3 separate regions of the Mus musculus genome follow, and all the other regions are linked to region 3. Evidence: chromatin loops called from intact Hi-C (ENCODE). Cell type or tissue: gastrocnemius. All regions are shown on one strand.

Region 1 (8,000 bases), 170 kb before region 3:
GGGAGTCCTTCTCAGACCACTGGGACTCATGTTCCTAGTGAGTCAAACATGCCCACTGAGGCTTAGGCTGTCTGCCACTCCCTCGTTGGTGAGCTCAGGTTCTGCTTACTGGAGAGGTGATGGTAGTGGCTGCTGGATCAGACCAAGAGTCCCTGTTGCAGGGCCTGGTCCTGGTAGGCTCTACAGAGGCCTGGACCCATGCTGTACAATGGGGGAGAGGTTCTCTACCTATGGGATCCATCTTGGTCACCACACTCCTACTCTGCCTTCAGAGTGTGACACCAAACGATGCAAAGCTGAACGCCCCACATGTTTGTTGGGATTCGAAGTGAAGACCGAGATTGTGCCCGGGAAATGCTGTCCAGTTTATTCCTGTGGTAAGTGAGGCCAGCGGGGTAAGGGAAGGTCATGGGCGGGGCAGGCTGTGAACAAGGGTCCAGTGGAGGGAACATGCTCTCTCCTTGGGCTTCCTTGTCATGGCTATGGCTGTGTACCCATCAGCCCTGAGCATCTACTCAGATGTGTATGCCAGGCTGAGGCTCAGGATAACCTCTGATGGCTTTCCCCACTCTTTCTTCCAAGTGCCCAAGGGTGTGTGTGTGCACCAGAATGCTGAATACCAGGTGAGTTCTGAGCTGGGAGGGGACAGGGAGGATGGGTGTCGTTGCCCTTGTCTGAAGATGGAGTAATGCATGCATGATGGTGCGTGCAGCTCCCTTACTTCTGCCTTTTCCCAAAAGCCCGGATCTCCAGTGTATTCCAACAAGTGCCAGGACTGTGTATGTACCAACATCTTGGACAACAGCACCCAGCTCAACGTCATCTCCTGTACCCATGTGCCCTGTAACATCTCCTGCAGCTCTGTAAGTGTGGCTCCTCCTCTTTTCTCCCACTGCCGGCCTCAGTTTACCCTCTTCCCATCTTCTAAAAGACACATGGTTTCATGTTCATTTACATGATTTTTAAGTTTTCTTAAACCTCTCTTGCCAAACTGGGCCTGTATCTACTCCCACCATGGCACTTGTTCATACACAGCCTCCCCCTGGGTGAGGCATTCTACCGATTCCACGGTCTGGTTGGGTGCAGGGACAAGTCTTTGATCTCAGCTTCATCTTCTCCTGTGTTCACAGGGCTTTGAGCTTGTGGACGTCCCTGGGGAATGTTGCAAGAAGTGCCAGCAGACCCATTGCATCATCGAGGGGCCCAAGCAGCAGTACATTATTCTGAAGGTGTGTGCGCTTCTGGCTCCACCCACAAGCTAGGCAGCCACTGAGGGCAAGGCTAGGATGACTTCGGGCTTGAGTCATCCTAAATCCCACATAGCATATTTGGGTGGCTAAAAGCAACATATATGGTTGCTCCACTTCTGGAGCTCTGAAGTGTAAGATCAAGGCTGGCAGATGCTGTGAGGAGTCCTTCCTGCCTCTTCTTTGGGCTCCAGCCAATTTTGGTTTGTGTTTGAATCACCTCTGATGTAGTAGTGTCCTTCTATCTGAGCCTGTGCCTCCTCTTCTGTCTCTTATAAGGATACTCATTCCTGGAGCTAGGACCTCCTTCATGTAGGGTGACCTCATATCCAGATTATTTTCTTGAGCTTTTCAAAGATCATTTCCCCACTCAGAGTCACTTTCTAGTTCACAAGTCAGACCTAGGTTAGAGATTTCTGTGTTATGTAACCACAGTAGCTATCTCCAAGACTGTAACGGATGCCACTTGCCCAGTGACTCTGGACCTCCTTTCTGTGGCGCTTTGCCTCCCAGGTCTTCCTGGGCTGGCCTCTGGCGTACACCTGCTCATCCTCATTCTGTTGCGTCCACAGCCTGGGGAGATTCACAAAAACCCCAGCAACAAGTGCACCTTCTTCAGCTGCATGAAAATCAACAACCAGCTCATCTCCTCGGTCTCCAACATCACCTGTCCCGACTTCAACCCAAGTGATTGTGTTTCAGTGAGTGGGACCCTATGGCCCTGTCCATGTATGCGTTGCCAGGAGCAGGGAACCTTAATGCACCAGCTACCTGGTTTCCAGGGGGCTTGTTCCACACCCTCCTGTAGGACAGCCCTTATGCATCCCATGACAAGAAGGGGCACTCACTTGCTGGGGGTGCTCTGGACTCCTTTCTTACTCTCCTTTCTCTTCAGGGCTCCATCACATACATGCCTAATGGCTGCTGTAAGACATGTGAGTACGGCTGGGGAAATGTTGGGTGATGGGTGAGTTTTACTCAGAGCCTTGAGGGGAAGATGCAGGACAGGATGCTTCAGGACTGTGTCTCCTACACTCATGCAGATGTATAGGAATCTGAGTCTCCTTCCAGGGAGAGGCTGGGTGGAGCCCAGCTGCATGTTGGGACTCAGTTCCTCAAAGGAAAGTGGGACTCAGTTAAGGGCTAGAGACATGCTCGGAGAAGGAAGAAGAAATGGCACCAGAGAAGGAGAGGGAGGGGAAGTGGGGAGAGAGAGGGAAGGGGCAAGGGGAGCTAGCTAGCTAGAGTCATTTTTCCCCCACAGGCATCCCTCAAAACCAGACCAGAGTCCCTTGCTCTGCTGTCTCCGTCATGAAGGAGATTTCCTACAATGGCTGCACCAAGAACATCTCCATGAACTACTGTTTTGGGTCCTGTGGGACTTTTGCCATGTGAGTGCCAGGCTACAAGTATGAGATGGTGGGGGGCAGGTGGAGGAGCTCAAGGACAGGCCTCAAGGAGGGAGGACTCTGATGCTGTTCACAGGGAGGCTGGCACTCATTTTGCCCTTCTTGTCCCCAGGTACTCTGCCCAGGTCCAGGGTCTGGATCACAGGTGCTCTTGCTGCAAGGAGGAGAAGACCAGTGTCCGAAGTGTTACCCTGGAATGCCCAGATGGCAGTGAGCTGAGCCATACCTACACACACATCGAGAGCTGTCTGTGCCAGGACACTGTCTGTGGGCTCCCACAGGCCCAGCAAGTCCGCACCAGGCGTTCTAGCCCCCGTTTTCTAGGAAGGAAGTGAATGGGTTGTACCGTGCACATTCCTTCGCATCTTAAACTATTCTGCTGACTCTCTGACCTTCTCCACTCCTGGCTTGGCTTCTTCTCTGCACATATTTATTTTCGGAGTTTCTGTTCCATTCTTTGCTTTCCGATAATAAACTCAGGCATAGCCACTCTGGTGTTGTGATTTAAGTTGGTTCTTCAAGAATCTTAGCTGGCCACTATGTGGATAGCTTCTGGGAATTGGGTGGGACCAGATAGTTTGGAAAGGGTCCTTAGGGACCCCGGGGGTCCAGTCACTGTTTTTTGCACACCAGCCACTATGTGACTCTGCCATCTGTATTACTTTCCCTTGGGCTCCTGGCTCTGTCTGTTCAGAGCACTGGCTGAGTGAAGGCCCCTCCCCACCATGAGTGACAAAGCCTTCAGGCTCCTTCCCAGGGTTTTCTGCTATGGGTGAAAACTTTGTCCACATGCTATGGGGACAGTACATACGTACAGGTTTGAGTACACAGATGTGCACGCACACATGTGGATTTCCATGTGTCTGTGCCTATGGAGAATAAGCGTGTCACTGAGGAGGTCTCAGGCCCACAGACTAGTGGCAGAGCATTGACCTCTGCTGCGAACGGAAAGAAAAGCAGCCACCACCGTGGACTGTATCGTTTACTTCTGATCACAGTGACACAGATCCCTCACAACAAGTGAGGCAAGGAGGATGTATTTGGCTCAGAGTTCTGAGGGATCAGCCCATGATTGCTTAACCCAATGCATTTGTGCAGAACACCAAAGCAGTAGGAACATGTGGCAGAGACAAGCTGCTCACAGCTTGGTTGGCCGGGAATCTGACTGAGCGTGGCTACAAAAGGCCAGGGATAATATCCTTCAAGGACTTAGCCCTTCTTCATCATATTTAGCAAGGTCTCACCACCTCACAAGTTTCTTTAACCTCCCCAAATAACACCCTTTCAATATGTGAACCTCTTTTTTTGTGTGTGTGTGGGATACTCCATACACTAACCATTACACGGCTCCTCAAAGACTGGCGGGCAGAGCTGTCAAATCACATGGACCTACCATCATGAGCTTATGTGGTCCTTTGGGAAAATGTCAACTTCTGGAGGGTGCTGTGTATGAAGCCCCCTCTCCTACTCAGAGACCCTATAGTCACAAGTAGGGTTTATTTACAGAAAAATTTCTGACGTGTATTAGTCAATGACAAAGGCTGCCAAGTGTCAGAGACTGACAAGAGCATGAGGCCCATCTTCCTCATGTTTCCTGCTTGCTGCAGCTTGGATGGCATCAGAATATGCGCCTCAGCAGCCCAGAAGCTGGGATGACAGGGGATCTCTCATCTCCAAGGTCTCTTCTGTTGTGGCTAAAGCCAGCTCGGGAGTTTCCCAGAATCTATACTTCAAGTGGTCCAGCTCAGCAGACTTTGGATGCTGGGATTGTAATACTACCATTGAGCAGATGGGGGAGCCAGAGACACTTGGTGGCTGTCCAGTAAGTCCAGTGATGGATGTAAGGAGAAAACACAGTTGGTGTGTGTGTGTGTGTGTGTGTGTGTGTGTGTGTGTGTGTACAGAGTCCAGAATAGAGTTTTGAATTTCCTGGAGCTGGAGTGTCAGGTAGTTGTATATACATATATGGATCTGCATTTGTGTTGTGTGCATGTGTGTGCACACGTGTGGGTGCACGTGGAGGGCAGAGGTGAGTGACCCTTGGGTGTCATTCTTTAGGTGCTGTTCACCTTGTTTTGAGGTAGAGTCTTTTCACTGAACGTGAGGTGTACTGATCAGGCTGGCTTAGCTGGCCAGTGAGTTTCAGGGATCTCCAGTCTGTCTCCTCAGTTTTTCTCATGCGTCCCCTGAACAGGGGATCAAACACAAGCCCTCATGCTTGAGCTACAGATACTCGGCTGACTGAGCCATCTCTCCAGGGTTGGTGGTGCCTACTAGTTTCTACAAATGTAAAACAATAAAAGTCCAGTAAGATGGTTCAGGGGATAAAGATAACTTGGGTTCAGTCCAGGGGACTCACATAGTGGGAGGAGAGAACTGACTTCTAGGAGTTGTTCTGTGACCTCGCCACATGTCACGGCACACACGCACCCTATACACACATAAGCAAACAAACAGACAAATGTGAGAAAACTTTGAGAAGCACTAGCTTCAGGATCATGCCTGGGTGGGTTGAGAGGGGCAGCTCTGACGGTCATGTCTTTTTCCTTCATGGAAGAACATTTGAAAGCAAAACTGGCTACGTGCTAACCTGAGGGGTGGTGAGGTTTAAAGTCACTCACCATAAAAACAGCTAGGGACCCAGGCGGTGGTGGCACACACCTTTAATCCTAGTACTCAGAGGCAGAGGCCAGCCTGGTCTAGAGAGTGAATTCTAGGACAGCCAGGGTTATAACCAAGAAACCTCATCTCAAAAAACCAAACTAAACCAAGAAAACCTTCTGGAGAGCCAGTGAGAGTATACTGGGCCAGAAGCAGGGGCTCCTGAGACCACATGGTCTTTCTTCTCTGCTTGACAGAGTCTTGTCACTGGTCTTTCTGCCCCTGTGACCAGCTCCTCCATGGCTTGAGCTGTGTAGACTAATCTAAAATCAATAGCCAGAAACTGAAGCTGAGTAAGAGCTGCGTAGAGGGAATGGGCCCTGCAAACTTCACGGTGCTGGCAGACCCAGCATTTGCAGAAGGAACGATGTCCAGTCAGACCTAGTCTGTGCAGGCTTCTGTCAGCCACAGCAGCAGCCTACCCTCTTTCAGAGCCCATGGGAGGGCCCAGGTTTTCCCTGTGACTTCAGACCCTTCCTCTACTTTGGCTCCTGTCCTCTTTGGGCTGAACTGTATGTGCCGTGGGAAGGCATTGAAGCTTTAAAACTTCGACAGCCTGAGGGACTGTTTGGGAAGAGGCTTTGTTTCTTTGGCATTTATTTATTTTTAAAATTTTATATGTATGAATGTTTGGCTTGTGTGTCAGTATGTGCACTTTTCACGTGGCCACTGCTCTCAGAAATCAGAGGAGGACATTAGGATCCCCTGGAACTGGAGTTACATGGTTGTGAGCCACCATGTGTGTGATAGGAACAGAACCCTTGATCCTCTGCTAACCACTTTTCCTTCCCTTGAAGATGTGGTCTTTAAAGAGATCATTAAACCACAACGACATCACTTTAATGGGGCCTAATCTAATGGGTTATGGATTAAAAGGAGTTCAGGACACAGACACACAGTATGACCATACAAGGACAGGGAACTCAGGTGGGTGGAATATGACCCTCAAGAAGCCATGGGAATGCCTAGTCAATGCCATAAGCATTCCTATAGGAAAACTGGACTCTCCAGGGGCTAGAAGAGACAATAGGAGCAGTCTTTAGTGTGTGTGTGTGTGTGTGTGTGTGTGTGTGTGTGTGTGTGTGTGTGTGTGAATGTATTCAGATCTTATGCTGAGGGCACAATACTCAAAACCTGACAGCAACAATGTCTCAATGGGGTTGTCACAGATACAAGACTGGATGGATGGATCCATGAAACCTTGGCACTGGGCTAGAAGATGGCAGGCAACCCTGCCTCAGTGAACCCTGTTCTCACCCCAGAGGTCTGATGCTTCTTGAAACTCTGGATGTGTGGTGGAAGCCTGTGGTGTTATTCCACTGTTTATAGCTTCAAATTGGTTCAGGTAGCTCAGGGTGCTGTCCACTCACCTAGAAGATGGGACCAGGACCCACCTCATGAATCTGGGGGTCACTTGAGTATTCCAGGCCTAAAGCCAGGTCTGATCCTGTCATGATCCTGGCGTATAGGCACTTTCCACACAGCCTCTTTCTCTCCACAGGCTTATCTAACAAGGCCCCAGCAAGATGGCTCCCATTGCTCATTGTTGAAAGGTGCCCTTTTGGTGGCAAGCCTGGCGGCATCCTCTCATCTCAGGGGCTGTCACCAGGACGCAAAATGTTCCTTATCAGGACTTGGTGGTTTTCTGGGTCAGTGAGTCACCTAATTGTCTTCACATTTCCTGTGCAGATGAGGGTGACTTTTACTAACCCAGGGACACAGGTTGTGGCTTGGCTGGCATTCTGCACCTGTCATCTTTGCTCTCCAACTTTAGGGGTCTTCAGAGGGGCACATGGTTCCAAGGTCATCTGACCCCTTGATCCGGTGCCCTATGGTTAGATCCCCTGCTAAGACAGTTGTAACCAGATCTCTTCCATTGCTGTAGCTTCAGCCTCTGGGTAGATGATAGAGATAACCCTTGTCTGTTTTGGTCAGCACAGTGCCTCTGACAACTGCTCCTTCCCACGAGCAGGGGCACACATGGACACTGGGAAACAAAGCCACAGGATGAGTCAATGTCCAGTCCTACTGGAGGGGACCTGAGACCAGTTTAGGCCAGGTTATCAGAGGGAAGATAGAGCCTTCCTTTTGGCCTGTCTGGTTGGTCATGGTGACCTGCCTGCCTTGTCCTGGGCACTGCTGGATACACTGACCCTATACTGGCCACTTTACTTATGTGTAGTGGCTTCAGCTTGGGTGGGGCTTCCATTTCATAGAAAGCCCTAGGGGAATCTGAATCTTGGCCTCGTCAGTGGGCCTATGCTGCTCAGACTCCCCACTCATTCAGGACAGAGGGCCCTAGTGCAAGTTGGATTTAAAGTCTGCTTGAAAGGGCTACACTGTGGCTCTCTTTCATGTTGTGACTTTGAACTCCTTCCTTGATGAGGCCAGGTCATGAGTGGCAGGCAGAGGACGTGCTGTACTGGACAAAAGCATTCCCAGAGGCTTCTGCCCATGAGACCAGAGCCCAAGTAGAACCCAGACCTAAGTTACAACCGAATTCAGCTAAACTGTAGGACTTCAGAGCTCTGGCCAGTTGGTATGTGTGTGTGTGCATGTGTGTGTGTGTGTGTGTGTGTGTGTGTGTGTGTGTGTGTGTGTGTGGTGTAGGATAGTGGGCCATGCTCCAGGCCACAGAAGTTTATCTAAGAACAGAGAGGGCTTCATGTCCCCACTGCTGTGG
Region 2 (8,000 bases), 150 kb before region 3:
TAGCCTTCATTAAACAGACCTTGACAATTCTCTGCTTGGTCTCGCTTCCCTTTCTCCACTCATTTCTCTTTCAGGCCCTGGTCCTTCTCGACCCACGGAATAACTAAGTCCTGCTGGACGGGACAATCAGTACCACAGGTCTGCATAATCCTGGGATGGGCATCCATTGCAATGGTTACTATTGATGTCAATTTGTCAGGGGTTGAAATCTCCCAGGAGACCTACCTCTGTGAGGGAATTTCTAGATTAGGTCAACTGAGGTGGGAAGACCCACCCTGAACGTAAGCAGCACCACTCCTTGGGGTGGGGTCCTAGACCGAAGAAGGAGAAAGTGGGCTGAGTACCAACATTTATCTCTCCTTTCCTCCTAGCTGCAGACGCAGTGTGACCAACCACCTCACGTTCCGGGTGCTGTGTCTTCTCTGCCATAATGGAGTGTATCCTTAAGCTGTCAGTTCAAATGAAACTTTCCTTAAGTTGCTTTGTCAAACATTTTGCCATAGTAATGAGAAAAGTAACGCGCCTCGGAGACCCTGTCCGGCTTTCTCACGGATGTCTTGTCCTTCCCCTGCTCTCTAGGATGGGCATGGCATTGAGGGCCTTTGTCCAGCCAGACCCCCATGCCCTACACAGCAGAATAACCTGTGGGGCTACCCGGCTATCTTCTGCCCCGTGTCCCAGCTCTTTAGATCTTGTTGCATGTGGCCCATTCACATAGTGTCTCTCACAGCTTGGCTACGTACACCTTACAGCCCTTTGTCTGGCCAGCAGGACGGGCATCAGAATGTAAGTGAGGATTCCGAGCCCAGGCATAATGAGGGAAATGAGTGGCTGAAGGGTCAAGCCGGAGAAACATGGAAAGACAGTTGTCAAGGAGGGCCTAAATCAAGTTGATGAGATGTGTGATTACCCAAGTGCCTTCAGGAGGTCAGGGAAGAGGGGAGGAGAGATGTGAGGTTGGGACAGGGGCATGGACATGACTAGTGATGGGTCTCTGAATACAGGGGAGGCTGGAATGCCTGGTTCTCTAACACCATCATCCTCCCACCATAGGGAAGTGAACCTGAATCTTCTGCTTCATGGTCCACTTTTTTAGTCAAGGCCACCATCCATCGTGCCTTCCAGGCAGAGGCTTTTTACATGGCCTGCTTGAGCCTGTACAGGCACCAAGGACACTAGGATAGAACTCAGATCGGAGGAAGCCTCATGCATCATATATCTTTCTGATAGCATATATATATATATCCTATTCTCCATAGTACTTGAGGGATACGACCCTGACTTTGTGGGCAGTGGTTTATTGGACACTCTCAGGATGTTACCTTTGCAACAAAGTATATGATACACTGTGGACTTCCAGAGATTACAGTGCTGGCCTTGTGCCTTTCTTCTAGCAGGCTGCTGGAGGAATATGACATTGGACCTGCCACTGGCAACAATAATAGGTCTTGGTCTTAGCGAGTGGAGGCTGAGAGTGCCCACCAAGCAAGGCCATTGGTAGCCATGGAAACCTACCTTCTCCAACACTCTCTCCTTTCCTCACGACAGGTGTGTCAAGCTCATGCTAGCTCAGTGTGTGTGTGTGTGCCACGCCCTGACTCTGAAGGAATATCAGAGGACTTTATGAGGCATATCTCAACATCCTTATTGTGTCTGGGGAAACCAAGGTCTAAAGATACCTACTAAATCCTGATAGAGCTGGACCCACTTCTACTGCCCATTGCCTTACTTAGAGCCATCTTAGCCAGGGAGCACAGACAGTTGAAAGTCTAAGAAGAGGCCACTGATCAAGAAGACAATCAAGACCCCTTGAGATTCCCTCCAGCAGATGGTGCCCCTAGGCTCAGCCACTGCCACTTGTGGTGGGCCATCCCTCAGGATATCTGACACAGCTTCAAATGATCCCGACAGATGTGGGGTGCAGGGAGAGAAACCTGAGGCTCCCCCACTAAGGTGGCAGAGGGCCCTGCCAAGTTCTGGCACTGACCTTGATAGATATCTGGGAACACCACTCACCAACTTGTCCCTTTATCTACACTCAGCGTGTCTCCTCTTGGGTGCGGCTGCGTTGTGGTAGATAAGCTGCTTAGCTTGGCGTGCGCCCTTAGGCTTTATCGAGGCCAGGATGTTGTCTCAGGTGGAGTTGGGCAGGCCCAGGGGAGAGGTGTTCCCGGGCTACAGAGAGGCAGCACTGCCTAGCTCCCAACAAGAGGGAGGAGGGCTGGAGAGGCCAGGCCAGGGGCCTTCTGCCCCAGAGACCAAGGTGGATGGGAGCCAAGGTTGGCAGTTTAAGCTCCTGTTTGGTCCTCAGAGGCAGCCTTCCTCATCAAGTATGTGTCCCCTGTGTGTGGAACATGAAGGCCATTGGGGAGGGGGCACTGGGGATCAGTCTCAGACACTAGGATTTGTAGCTGGGTCTGGCTACCTGTGGGACCAAATGCATCCCTGTTTGCTCTGCTCAGGTCCTGAGACTGTACCCACGGTAAGGGAGCTGGAACCAGGGAATCTCAGTCTCTTCTGCAGTCAGAGCTCATCCCAAGACAGTTCTGAGCATCTTACAGTGACCTGTGACCAAAACCAACCTAAATCAAGCATGGAATCAATAAGAGAACCACAGATGTGGGGATCAGGTAGCTCCAGACTGAGTGGCAAGCCAGGCGCTTGGCTTGTAGATGACAGGGATGGATTGCTGAGCATGGGACTGGATGGAGTGGGGGCCTAGACAGCTGGAGGACTCAGGGCAAGGGTCCTGGGGACAGTGAGGGAGGCATGGGGTGTTGAATGGAGAGCTTGGGCAGGGGGGATGCAGTCCACTTCCTCCTCTGTCCCATCCCAGAGATCACTTGCATTCAGTCATGCCCCCACCAGTCTGGCTTGAGCCCACCTTGGCCCAGCCAACCTGGCTTCCTCCTTGAGTCCTAGCATCATCAGGTCCCACCTTATCACATCATGTGTGTTTCTTCTGAGTCTGGGCCAGAGTTATACACCCCATTCCACATGGTGTCCCCCACAAGTCCCACATCCACTTATCTAAATGCTCTATGTCCACAATCCCTTCACAAAGCCCCTGTCCTCTCAGCAGGAAATGCAGCCTCTAGAGGCTATTCTGACCCACCCTTTATCCTCAAGTGGATGAATAACAGTAACCTATAGCTGGTGGGCCCAGGGGGCCCCAAGGTTGGCTCACAGCCAAAGTATTGCCCTAGAGCTGGGGGAAAGGCAAACAGTTCTTTGTGTGGGGCCTCCTATTCTAAGCCTTTGGGGACAAAAGCTGGGGGGGGGGCTGAGGAGCCTCATAGTCTAGCCAACCTGGCCCCACCCAGAGGTTGGGGGAGGGTGCACCTGGGTTGAAGCAGAAGCTGTCTGAGAAGGAGCTTGGGTGTCCCTGAGACTGCCAGATCCCTGATCCAAGGCAGGGAGGACAAGGATTCCAACAGGAAAGTGGTTCTGTGCGATCCTGGCCAGGGCTCTGAGCCTCTCTGGACCTCAGCAACTTTGGGAACTGACAGAAGATAGAGGAAGGATAACTCAGTTTTGTTTTATGGTCAGTACAGGGATTGCCTGGGCTCTGGACAAAGCTCTTCTCTTCTTCTCCGCCTCCTCACCCTCCATCCCTGTCACTATCACGATGAAACCATTGTATGTGACCCTGATTCCTGAGGTTTTAGGGGGTTCCATCCCTAAACCCTCCAGCAATGATTTTCCAGACTTAGGTCCCATCCATCACCATCACGCCTGGTGTGCCATATTCATACTTCTTTATTTACACTGCCCAGGGAATAAAAAGTAATGGAAAATTGGCGCTTCTTACAATGCTCTTGGGCAGATTTCCAGCTGTCATTTCCTCTGCTACGGTGCCCAGAGATTCTCTTGATCCTCCATCAACAGGGGAGAGGCTCAGCGAGCCCACAGTGGTCATACTAGGGAGCCTAAGTCCTTTGGTCCTTTAAATCATAGGTTTTTTTAGTCATCAACCAAATGATGACTTATAGAGCCAGGTGATCCACAGACCTTAGGAAGATCTCCAGAGACTAGGGAGGCCATGTTCATGTAAGCAACACACACACACACACACACACACACACACACACACACACACACCCCTAGCTGTGGTGGGGCTCATTAAAAACGTCTAGAGAAAAACATATTATAAAGTAGAGTAAGGCAGGTGGAGGGCATGGAGGGTTCCCTGTGAACAGGGAGGAAGCATGCAGAGAGAGAGTCCCTTCAGTGCTGAGGAGTGGCTGCCACCAGATGGGCACATCTGCCACTCATAGTCATAGACAGCATAGAGGGGACCCTATGCTAAGGACTGGGGAGTAGAGAGAGGTGGACAGTATCAGAGGGGATCCAAACCAGTGCAAGGAAACAAACGAAGTGTGAGCATTCTCCCTGCATAGCAGTCAATGTCCTCATTGTTGCGATAAAGTAGTTGATGTAAACAACCCAAAGGAGAGGGGCTGATTCTGAGCCAAGTTTTCAGAGGGTACATTCAGTCTACATATGATCACTTGAACTCCATGCATCCTGATGGCAGAAATGTGTTGTAGAGGAAGTTCTTGCTCTCATGACAGAGAGGAAGCAGAGAGCAAATGTATTGCTTTCAAAAGCATAGGATGTGACCTACTTCTACCAGCTAGGCACTATCTAATGTTTCCAGAACTTTCCAAGGTGAGGAGCATGTGTTCAGCACATGGGGAGTTGGGCGTTTTATATTCAAACTATAGCAGCTGACTCCCCCAGAAGGAATCTATCTCTCCAGTTTTCAGGGAAAGAAAGAGAGCGCAAGCTGAATGCCTAAAACTGTGACACCGGCTGGATCCATGTGTTTAACGTATGAGTCTGCGGTATGTGTGTGTGGTGGTTTCTCATGCAAACTGTGGTGCCTCTATTCACAGTCTGCAGGTTCAGGATGGAGGCAGCAGCATGCTAGACAGAGCAGGCTGAGGTGCAAGCACAATGTCGCCAGACCTTGAACTAGGAATCTTGGTAAACCACAGAAAGGAGCTGACCCTGAACAAACCCACAGAATCTGCATTCTGGCTCCTCACATGCAAATTAAAACTTCCCTTTCATCCACTGAAATCCAAAACCGGTCGAGACTCATAGGGGTGAGTCTCCTGGGATTGTATTTTACTGGGGCAACGACCTCAGCAGATGGTCTTGATGTCCCAGACACGGAGCTGAGAAGGTTAGCAGAATGGAACACCAATAAAGAAGCGATATGCAGGGAATAAAATCTTGCTTTCTAGAGCTGAAGTGATGAGGAAAGGGACACCCTAAAAAAATGGAGAACAAGCTAGACAGAGTGGCACATGTCTGTATTTCCAGCACTTGGGAGGATGAGGCATTTCCACATGTTTAAGACCATCCTGGCCTATATTGTGTGACCTTATCTACAATCTACACACTAAGTACCAGGCCAGGCAGGGCCACATAGCAAGATCTTGTCTCAATCCTCTTCCTCAAACACACACACACACACACACACACACACACACACACACACACACACACACAGAGAGAGAGAGAGAGAGAGAGAGAGAGACACAGACACAAACACACATACATACATATACACATATACATACACACATACACACACATATATATACATAAATACATACACACACATATATACACATAAATACTACACACATATACACACTTGCATACATACACACACACATATACATACACACAGACACAAACACACATACACATACATACACATATACATATACACGTATATACATAAATACATACACACATATACACATACATACTACATACACACATATACACACATACATATACACATATACACACATACATACATACACACATACAAACATACATACGTACACACACACACAAACACACACAGATTACTGCCTTAGTCCACCCTACACAAAACATGTTTCACAAAGGACAGCAGAGGCAGTGGAGATAAGACCCTAGCTGGGATTTATCTCAGCTAGGCACCCTTTCCTTCTTCCCTTTAGGCCGGTGAGGTCTCAGTGTAGACCCTGTGGATACACAGACTCTCCCACCCTCTGCCACCACCACACTATCAGCAATGAAGTACCCATCTCCCAGTCTTGGCTTTATCTCACTGGTGACTAAGTGTCCACAGTGTCAGTGGAGGATTTGTGAAGAGTTGTAACAAGGTACCTGTCTCACCCTGAGCAAGAGTCAAACTCAATGTGAGCAATGTGCAGAGACCCCTTGGGAATTCAGACATCTGCAGCCAACGTGAGCCTCTGTCTCCTGGTGATTGAGTGCTAGGGGAAGCCAACTAAAAGACCTGTAAGATCCACAATCTCATAACAGAACCTGTAATACATAAATTTTAATAAAAAATTCAGTACAAGAATCAGGAAGATCTCAAGCTGAAGTCAAAGGTGATCAGTAAAGGTCAACACTGAGACAGCACAGATTGTACATATACTCAGTCAAGGCCTTCAACACAGCCACTGTAAAATGAGCAACACAGAGGCCAGCTTAAAATATACACAGAGGCTCTACAAAGAACACAGAATCTAAGTAGAGATATGAAAAATACCGGAGTAGGGCTGGAGAGATGGCTTAGAGATTAAGAGCACTGGCTGCTCTTCTAGAGGACCCAGGTTGGATTCTCAGCATTCACATGGCACCTCACAACCATCTGTAGTCCCCAGTCCCAGGGAATCTAGTGTTTTCTTCCTGCCTCCCTGGGCATCAGACATACATATTGTCTGTAACCAACATGTAGGAAAAGCATACATAAAAAACGACATCAAGGGGAACCAATTGTAAATTTTAGGACTGAGAGCTACAATAACAGCAAGAAAAAATGTCAAAAGCTTGTGTGTGTGTGTGTGTGTGTGTGTGTGTGTGTGTGTGTGTGTGTATGTGTGTGTGTGTATGTGTGAAACATGCTTCACAGGGTCATCTGTTTCAACTCTTGTCTTCAGGTGAGAAACACTGTTTGGGGGAGATTGTGGAATCTTTAGGAGACGAGGCTTTGCTGAAGGAAGTGAATCACTGAAGGATTGGTCTTGAGGGGTGTAGCCTAGACTTTGTTCTACCTAAGTCTCTTTGATTCCTGGTCCACTGGTGTGAACAACTATTGGCCACAGAGTGGCCCACCACCATAAGTTCCCCACCACGATGGGATGTATCTCTGCAAACCATGAGCCAAAACCAAGCTCTTCATCCCTTAGATTGCTTCTTGCATTTGGTCACAGCAATGAGGAAAGTAGCTACCACCGTGGACTTTAGTAATAGACAGCAGGGGAAAGATCCTGCGATAGGAAACACTGAACTGGAAGGATGAGTCAACAAAGATGACGCAGGCTAGAGATGAGATAGAGCACCAGTGGCTGGCAAGGCACACACAACCCCAGCAATCGGTATTAGAGAGTTCAGTGATGCCTTTGTGGCATGTTAGTTACTCTTCACAGGACCAAGTACCCAACAACAGCAACTTAATATAGGGATTTTCCTGACTCACATTTCAGGGACACAGTCTGTCCTGGTGGGGAAGGTATGGAAGCAAGTTCACAAGGTCAAGTCCACAGGAAAGCAAGATGGATGAATGCTGGTACTCAGCTTTCCCCCTTTTATTCTGGCCATGCGAGGGTGATGTCTACATTTGGGGTGGGTATTTACTCCCCAGTCAACCCAATCCAGGAGCTCCTTACAGACATATTCAGGGTCTAGTCTCCTAGATTCTACTAGATCATGTCAAGTTGACAGTCTATATCAACCATTACATAAGGTTTGGTCTTGGGCATTACCTGAAGGACCCATGTGTTGAAGGCTTCAAGTCTCCAGTACCCACACACTTCTGCTGTGATGCATGGCCTTGTCACAAGTTTCAAGCATGAGCCCAATGACTATAGACTAGAACCTCCAAAACATGAGCCCCGAGCACAAAACCAACCCTATTATTGTCTGTTATCAGCCTAAGATGTCTATCTGAGGTGTTTGTGTTATAGCAACGAAAGCTGAATCAC
Region 3 (8,000 bases):
AACCCACCCAGTCCTGCTTCCCTGTCCTGGGATTCCCCTACACTGGGGCATTGAACCTTCACAGGACTAAGGGCCTCTCCTCCCACTGATGCCCAACAAGGCCTTCCTTTGCTACATATGCGGCTGGAGATATGGCTCCCTCCATGTGTACTCTTTGGTTGGTGGTTTAGTCCCCGGAGCTCTGGGGGTACCGGTTGGTTCATATTGTTGGTTCATATGGGGTTGCAAACCCCTTCAGCTCCTTGGGTCCTTTCTCTAGCTCCTCCATTGGGGACACTGTGCTCAGGTCAATGGTTGTACCTACCCCTGTATTTGTCAGGTACTGGTGGAGCCTCTCAGGAGACAGCTATATCAGGCTCCTGTCAGCAAGCACTTGTTGGCATCCACAATAGTGTCTGGGTTTGGTAACTATATATGGGATGGATTCCCAGATGCGGCAGTCTCTGGATGGCCTTTCCTTTAGTCTCTGCTCCACACTTTGTCTGTGTATCTCCTCCCATGAATATTGTGTTCCCCCTTCTAAGAAGGACCAAAGTATCCACACTTTGATCTTCCTTCCTCTTGAGCTTCATGTAGTCTGTGAAATTATGTCTTGGGTATTCAGAGCTTCTGGGCTAATATCCACTTATCTGTGAGTGCATATCATGTGTGTTCTTTTGTGATTGGGTTACCTCACTCAGGATGATATTTTCTAGTTCCATTCATTTGCCTAAGAATTTCATGAATTCATTGTTTTTAATAGCTGAGTAGTACTCCATTGTGTAAATGTACCACATTTTCTGTATCCATTCCTCTGTTAAAGGACATCTGGGTTCTTTCCAGTTTCTGGCTATTATAAATAAGGCTGCTGTGAACATAATGGAACATGTGTCCTTGTTATATGTTGGAACATCTTCTGGGTATATGCCCAGAGGTGGTATAGTTGGGTCCTCAGGTAGTACTTAGTCATCAGGGAAATGCAAATTAAAACACCCCAGAGATTCTTCCTCACACCAGTCAGAATAGCTAAGATCAAAAACTCAGGTAACAGCAGATTCCGGCAAGGATGTGGAGAAAAAGGAACATTCCGACATTGCTGGTGGGATTGCAAGCTGGTACAACCACTCTGGAAATCAGTTTAGTGGTTCCCTTCATCCTTAAAGGGCTTTTCTGGATCTATTCTAATGTGAGAAACATGTTGGCAGCAGGTGACTTTGTAATTCACATCATATGGAAATGACATGGTAACCAAACAAATAACAGCCTGTGGTCATCTCCTGAGTGGTGCTGATCCTGGCCAGTTCCTGGTGGCTCAGCTCTGATGCAGCTTTGCAGGTATATCAGCTTCCAGCCGTCTTGCAACCTAAACCGTTTTCCCTTTGCCTGTCTAGCTTGCCTTGTTTTTGTACTGATTTTTGCCTGTGGCCTGAGGTGCCTTTCCCTTTCTAGTGACCATTAAACTCTTCTTGTTCCTTTATTTCTCTGCTTTTAAGTCTTTCTCCACTACCTTCTGCCTGGAAATCTCTTGCTCATTCAGCAAGACCCAGTCTTAGGAGTTGTCAGGACATCTCAGGGGGACAAAAAGCACTTGTTGCCAAGACCATGGCACACACATTCCCAAATATATATATATATATATATATATATATATATACTAAAAATAAAGAAATAGATGGATGGATGGACAGACAGATAAAACTCATCATGGATAAAGGCAGTCTCCACAGTCCTAGGCACCAGCACTAATATTAGTCATCTTGGAATCTGGCAGAAATATCCCTTCTCACAGATGAGTAGATTCTTACATACAGGGCTGAGAGGCTGCACAGATAGCTAACATCCATGCACAGATAGCTTAGGGAAGCTTAGCTGCTTCTCACTCCTCACAAGAGCCTCACACCCCGCATAACAAAACAATAACAAAACCCAAAACCTTGTGTTTCTTCTCCCTTCGTGTGTGTGTGTGTGTGTGTGTGTGTGTGTGTGTGTGTGTGTGTGTGTATGTATGTGTGTGCTTATTCATAAGTCTGGGTGTGATCACATACATGCTATAACAGGAGAGCAGGAATCACACGACAACCTCATATGTCTGTCCTTGACATCGTTTGGACAATGCCTTGAGACATTGTCTCTGTCATTTCTCTGCTACATACTTCCAGCTAGCTCTGTAAGCTTCTGACCCTTCCTGTCTCTGCCACCCATCACACATTAGGAGTGCCAGGATTGTAGGAGTGAGTTTCTGTGCTCAGCTTTGTATGGGTTCTGGGTATTTGAACACAGGTCTGCATGCTTGTGTGCAAGTGCTTTGTCCACAGAGACACCTCCACAGTCTTTTCAGACAAAGCCTCTCGCTGGTCTGAAACTTGCCAAATGGCCGAGACTGGCCAGTCAGCAAGCCTTGGGGATCCTCCTGTTTCTGCCTTCCCAGCTCTGAGATTACAAATTTACAGCATCATGTTTAGTTTTTCTATTTTTAAATGTGTATGAGTGTTTGCCCACTTGATTTGTATAAACCATGTGAAACAGTATCCACAGAAGTCAGAAAAGAGAGTAAAATCCCCTGGGACTGGAATTGCAGACAGTTATGAGCTGCCATGTGGGTGCTGGGAACTGAAATCAAGCCGCCTGGAAGAGCAGCCAGTGCTCCTGCCCACTGAGCCATCTCTCCAGCCCCAGTGCTCAGCGTTTTACATGGGTGCTGGGGACTGACCCCAATCTTTGAGTTTGTTTACAGGGAAACACTATTTACTGAACAGCACAGACAAAGGACTCAGAATTCAACTAACTTCCTTGTAAACTGGTCAGGCACATACATCATGGGAACTAGAACATTTTATCCTGGAAAGAGGTGGGAGGCTCCCAAGACTCAGGAGCTTCAGGAGGCTGACAATGCAGATAAAACTCTGCAATTCACTGCTACATCTACTCCAGTAGTGACAAGCTCGACAGGCCCCGAAAACCTGGGCGCTGTCCTGAGGCGAAAAGTTCATGGACACTTAGTCTCCTGGAATCGTGGCATCCTGTATAAAGAATGCTCCAATGTCCTTGCTTTAGTTGGTAAACAGATCTGTGTGCTTTCCTTTAATATTGCTTTATTACAAGTGCTCTTAAGGATTGATATTTTGACATATAGCTAAGTTAGATTTTAGGCAGTCCTTGATCGACCCTGGGCATGGATAGCTAAGTCACTGCCCTACACAGGAATTTACCATTATCTAGGAAGAAGGAAGTTTGTGATCTAAGAAGGAACCAGAGTAGATACTTAGAAGTATAGATAGCTGAGTTACACCCATACACAAGTATTTACAATGGCCTAGGGGGAAGGTGGACTATACAATAGACTAGAATAAGAACTATGGCAAGGGCATGAAGCCCTTGACCCTGGCTTCTAAGATTAAGTGGACCTTAGGTGGAGCTGTTTTTGATCCCAGTTGTTAACATTGAATTTTATCCCAGTTGGTTCCTGCCAGTACTTTTGTGTTTACATTCCTCTGTTTTGTGTAAGAATCCAGTAACCTCTTTGTACCTTGCCAAAGTTGTGTCACCCAACTTCCCTATTTTCTTCTGTATAAAAAGCTTGATGCTTGATTTGACAAATTGCATTCAGATTCTGCACAATCTCTTGCGTCGCTTCTGTTTGTCATTCGCTGACTCCTTGTCCACCTGCAACCAGAGACCCGTTCCACACAGATAGGAGACCCAAAAGGGGGATAGTCTGTGGCAATTCATAGGGCCATTGTTGTGCTCACCTCGTCCAGCAAGAAAAACACAACACGGTCGGATTCTTCTCAACAGCCTTCTTTATTTCAGGAACACCTCGATGCTACGGGAACCCGGGAAAGCCAGGGAGGACTGCTTATATACACCCCAGCACTGGGGAGAGCTATGTGTCCTCCTGGGATTGGTCAGTCTGCCAGCAGATTGATTTGTATGCACCCGCTTGGGAGGGGTTGGCGCCAGATTCGGGCTAGCGCCTGCGCAGTGCCATTGTTTACGACGGTGTACCGGAAGCCGGCGCCATCTTTTAGGTGCCCAGCTGCCTACAGCTCATAACTCTACCAAGACTGTATAAGATCGCAAGCAGTAAGTGTTGGGGAGGAGAGATGCCTTTGTGAAGCTACCTGCAACCTGTGTTCTATCAAAGAAGCTTTAAGTCCTTGGTTCACCAAGCTAGACTTGGGTGGAAAGGATGTCTTCGATCTGCCCTTGATACCTTACCTAGAGTGAACAAACATTTTGTTCACGTCTCCCCCAGAAAACGTCACAACAGAGGCAGGAGGACAACCTCACAGAAGTAGATGCACCTGGCTGTGATTCATGGTTTTAGAGTGGACTTCAGAACCCCTTGAAAAGATAATATAGCTGAAAGAGTGACTGTTTCAGTCAGCTGATTATGGAGAAAAGATGTCCAGGTGGGAACACTGTGTTCTATGACCCTGGCTCTGTGGGAGAGGACATTAAGAACAGAATGGAGAGAGGGGCTCCCAGTTCTCAAGTTCTTCCAGCCACCTCCTAGGACCATTTGAATTTGATGCACCTCAGAGTGTTTGCTTCTGCAGGCTGTCATAGTGTTGAGCCTGCCTCTTGTAAGGCTCCATCCTCCCATCCTACACCCACAATTGTTCCCTAGCCTCCTCTGAACAATGTTTCCAAATAAGAGGGAAGAAAGGCCACTGATCAGAAATCAGAAATCACCGGTCCTGCCTGCAGAAACCAAGTCAGGGGACCTCTAGCGCCACCTGGCGGTCGAGGTGCAAGAGTCTCCACCCCCCTCCGCACCCCCAGAGGGGTGAAGGAGGGAGGGGATTCGAAGGCCAGGCTACAGTAGCCAGGATGGCCATGAGGTTTTCCAGCTCTTGAGCTTCCCAGCCAGCTTACCATCACCTTTTCGACTTTTCTGTCTCTGTATCTATCTTTGTCACCAGGTCTCTCAGTTTCACCTCCTCCCTCCTTTTAAAATGCTTTCTATTGATCTTCTGTTTCTTTCCCCTGCCCTGGCTTTACTCCTACAGCAAGAAGGAGCACTGCCCTTCACTGGCACCCTGACCCCCTTCTTTTTTAGGATCTGGAGGTGGTTTATGTGGCCAGAGTATCCCCAGAGCTGAGATTCCTCCAGTGACTGACGGCTTCGTGGTCCACTGGGCTCCTGGAGCATCAGACAACAATGGACAGCCTTTAAATTGGTGGCCGTTTGCCGCTGCTCAGGCGCTAACAGTAAGTGTCCCTTTTCTGAGTCTCTGGGCAATAGTGGACAGAGACATAGCTGTCCCTGAGAGGACAAAACTGACCACCTGAGTCCAGCACCCTGTTTCCATCAGCATCTGTACCACATCCCTCAACTCTATTTCCAGAGCATTATCAAGGGTCCACAAGGACTTGGCATTTCAGGAGATAAGCCAGAGAAACATGGAGGACAAAGCCAGAGCAGAGAGGAGAGCCAGGCCATGTGGGAGTGAGCAATAGGGTGTGCACATATGTGTGGCTGAGGTAGGTGAGGGGTCTACCACATGCCTGTGTAGCCGTGGCACATGATTTGTCCTCATATACTGTGGAGGTATTGTACACAAAGGGACTTTGTATGTATGTATACATGTGTGTAGTTCATGTACATGTATGAGCATAGATATCTGCACAAAGGTACATGATGTGGTTATAGACAAATGTAGTGGAGTGTGGGTATATAGTTGTGCATATGAATTGTGATGTGTGTGTGGTTATGTAGCACACATACATATCTGTTTTGTGTGCACATACATGAATGTGTAGTACATAGTGGGCATACAGACATGCAGGTCTCAGAGTGTAGTTGGCATGTGTGCATTGTGTGTGTAGGTGTAAGTGCACACATACGTATGTGGGGCCTTTCTGATCCAGTGTATGGGACTCTTCTTGTTTCTGGGGGAACCTTGGCTAATGACACCCACCTACCAAGAGAGTGGTAGGCACTGCACCCAGGTGCTAAGATGACCCACAAAACAATAACACACCAGTGTGTGTGTGTGTGTGTGTGTGTGTGTGTGTTGGCATCACACCATGACTGTCCCAAATGCTGTAGAGTAATCATCCCTTGGAGGAATGGTTGCCCCAACTGGGTGGACCACAGGGGATCACTTCTGATGTTGATAGAAATACTTTCTGGTGCATGATAAGATATGAAGGGAAGCTACCAGAAAATAGATACAGGATTAAAACATGCAACCCACCCCTGAGATGAGAAGTGGAACAAAGAGAGTTCAGTTGACATGGCGATGACTAGTGTCTTAGTGATCTTTTTATTCTCGTATAACACACCATGACCAAGGCAACTTATAAAAGGAAGCATGCAATTTGGCTTACTGTTTCATAGGGTTACAGTCCATAATGGTGGAGCAAAGAAACAGCTAAGAGCTCACATCTTGATCCATAACCATGAGGCAGCGAGAGAGGACTGAGTCCTTTTGAAAATTCAAAGCCTGCCCCCAGGGACATATCTCCTCCAATACACCCACACTTCCTAAGCCTTCCCAAACTGTTCTACCAACTGGAGATCAAGAATCTAAATTCTACTTTAAAGCACCACAGCTGGAGAAGGATGTAAGGGCCTGCTCAGTAGGTGGCAGAGTAGATGGGAACACTGAGAATCACAGTAGTGTCCAGGCCTCAATCTCTACTGAGACTTTCAGCTTTGAGAGTGTTGGGAAAGAGACCAAAGCCAGCATGCCATTTATAGGAGACACAATAGAAAATGAACAACAAAAAAGGGGAGAAAACAGAGGTTAGGCAGCCAGCCAAGAAGACAAAGAGAAAACAACTGTGCTTATAAATACATATAATAGATGCTCATTTAAATGGTTAAGTGTGGCACTGGCAAGATAAGGTTTAGCGGTTAAGAACACTGTTTGCTCTTCTAGAGAACCTGGGTTCAGTTTCCAGCACCTAGATCAACTATAATTCCAGTTCCAGGGGATCTGATGTCCTCTTGTAACCTCTGTGGGCAACAGACATGCTTACATACATTCAGGCAAACCATCCAAACATATTAAATAAATTATATACATTTTAAACGTCAGGTGGGCTGGCTCTGAGCCACAGATAGCTCATCAGGTGAAGGGGCTGGCAAACCTGACAACCTGAGTTTGACGAGAACCCATGTGGTGGAAGGAGAGAATTGACCCTTGAAGATCATTGTTTGACCTCAGCAGATGAGCCATGACATAGGCATGTGTGTGTGTGTGTGTGTGTGTGTGTGTGTACATACACAGAGGCACAGAGACACACACAGAGAGACACACAGGCACACACAAAATGTAATAACATTTTTTTCTAAAATATTAGGCCAGATGTGGTAGTGTATACCAGTAACCCTGGCCAAAGGAGCAGAATTATGAATTCAAACCCATCCTAGGCTATATTGTGAGCCCCTGTCTCAACAAAACAAAACAATATGTACACCCCCTCCCACAAACCATAAATAAATCAAAAAGTGAAAACTCAGCACGTGTCGAGAAAGGAAAGGAAAGGACGGTGTTATAGACATTTAGCTACTTATGCCATTAAACTTCCAACTATTGAAATGGATAATTTGTAGGTCAGAACATTTGGGGTCAGAACAAACTCATTCACTAAACTCATTCCCAAATGTCCTGTGATAGCATCCTAGGACCCAGGCCAACTAGAGTAGGGACAGGGAGTAGATAAACATGGGCCCCTGCCCGTGAGCCTCCAACTTTGTAACAGGACCTGGAGAGGCAGACAGCCAGGCTGAAGGTGACTGGGAGAGTGGAGGTAGTGACTTTTGCCTGATACTGATACAGTGAGGACCTGACGGCGGGCTCAGTGAATAGTCAAGTTGTATATTCCGTCCAAATGTGAACATAAGCTGTGTCCCTACAGCTGCAGACAGCTCCCTCGGTCCTGGCTCCTGCACAGTCACAGACTAGACTGGCTCCTGCACAGTCACAGACTAGACAGAGAACCACTCATATAGACACACACAGACATGTACACAGACAATCCACATGTCACACACACCCAGACATACA

The links. Hi-C counts contacts between places; a loop is a spot of excess contacts. Peaks named below come from ENCODE experiments on the same cell type or tissue, not always from the same donor. Only the 100,000 strongest peaks of a DNase experiment are listed, where the experiment ranks them.
Region 1: a loop joins it to region 3, with 11 times the contacts of the local background. A loop is called at or near these places in 24 of 42 quality-filtered maps.
Region 2: it touches region 3 in a loop (2.5-fold over the local background); 13 of 42 quality-filtered maps call a loop at or near these places.

What each region holds. Positions count from the first base shown.
Region 1 is chr7:141,751,547-141,759,546 of GRCm38, forward strand. Muc2 (mucin 2) reads left to right here. Exons shown (of 48, transcript NM_023566.4): 41 at 273-377; 42 at 583-623; 43 at 741-863; 44 at 1,131-1,229; 45 at 1,820-1,948; 46 at 2,143-2,182; 47 at 2,512-2,638; 48 at 2,769-3,145. The coding sequence ends at 2,991. Among named protein-coding and RNA genes, the nearest start is that of Muc5ac, 33 kb to the right of the region's middle. In gastrocnemius, a CTCF peak has its summit at 4,438; a DNase peak (open chromatin) is centred at 4,453.
Region 2 is chr7:141,769,091-141,777,090 of GRCm38, forward strand. No RefSeq gene overlaps it. Among named protein-coding and RNA genes, the nearest start is that of Muc5ac, 16 kb to the right of the region's middle. In gastrocnemius, no CTCF peak of the experiment used is centred here; a DNase peak (open chromatin) is centred at 3,195.
Region 3 is chr7:141,920,391-141,928,390 of GRCm38, forward strand. It overlaps Gm32539 (a long non-coding RNA gene), which reads left to right and starts at 3,913. Exons shown (of 3, transcript XR_378616.3): 1 at 3,913-4,391; 2 at 5,042-5,193. In gastrocnemius, a CTCF peak has its summit at 4,737 (motif pointing left); a DNase peak (open chromatin) is centred at 4,718.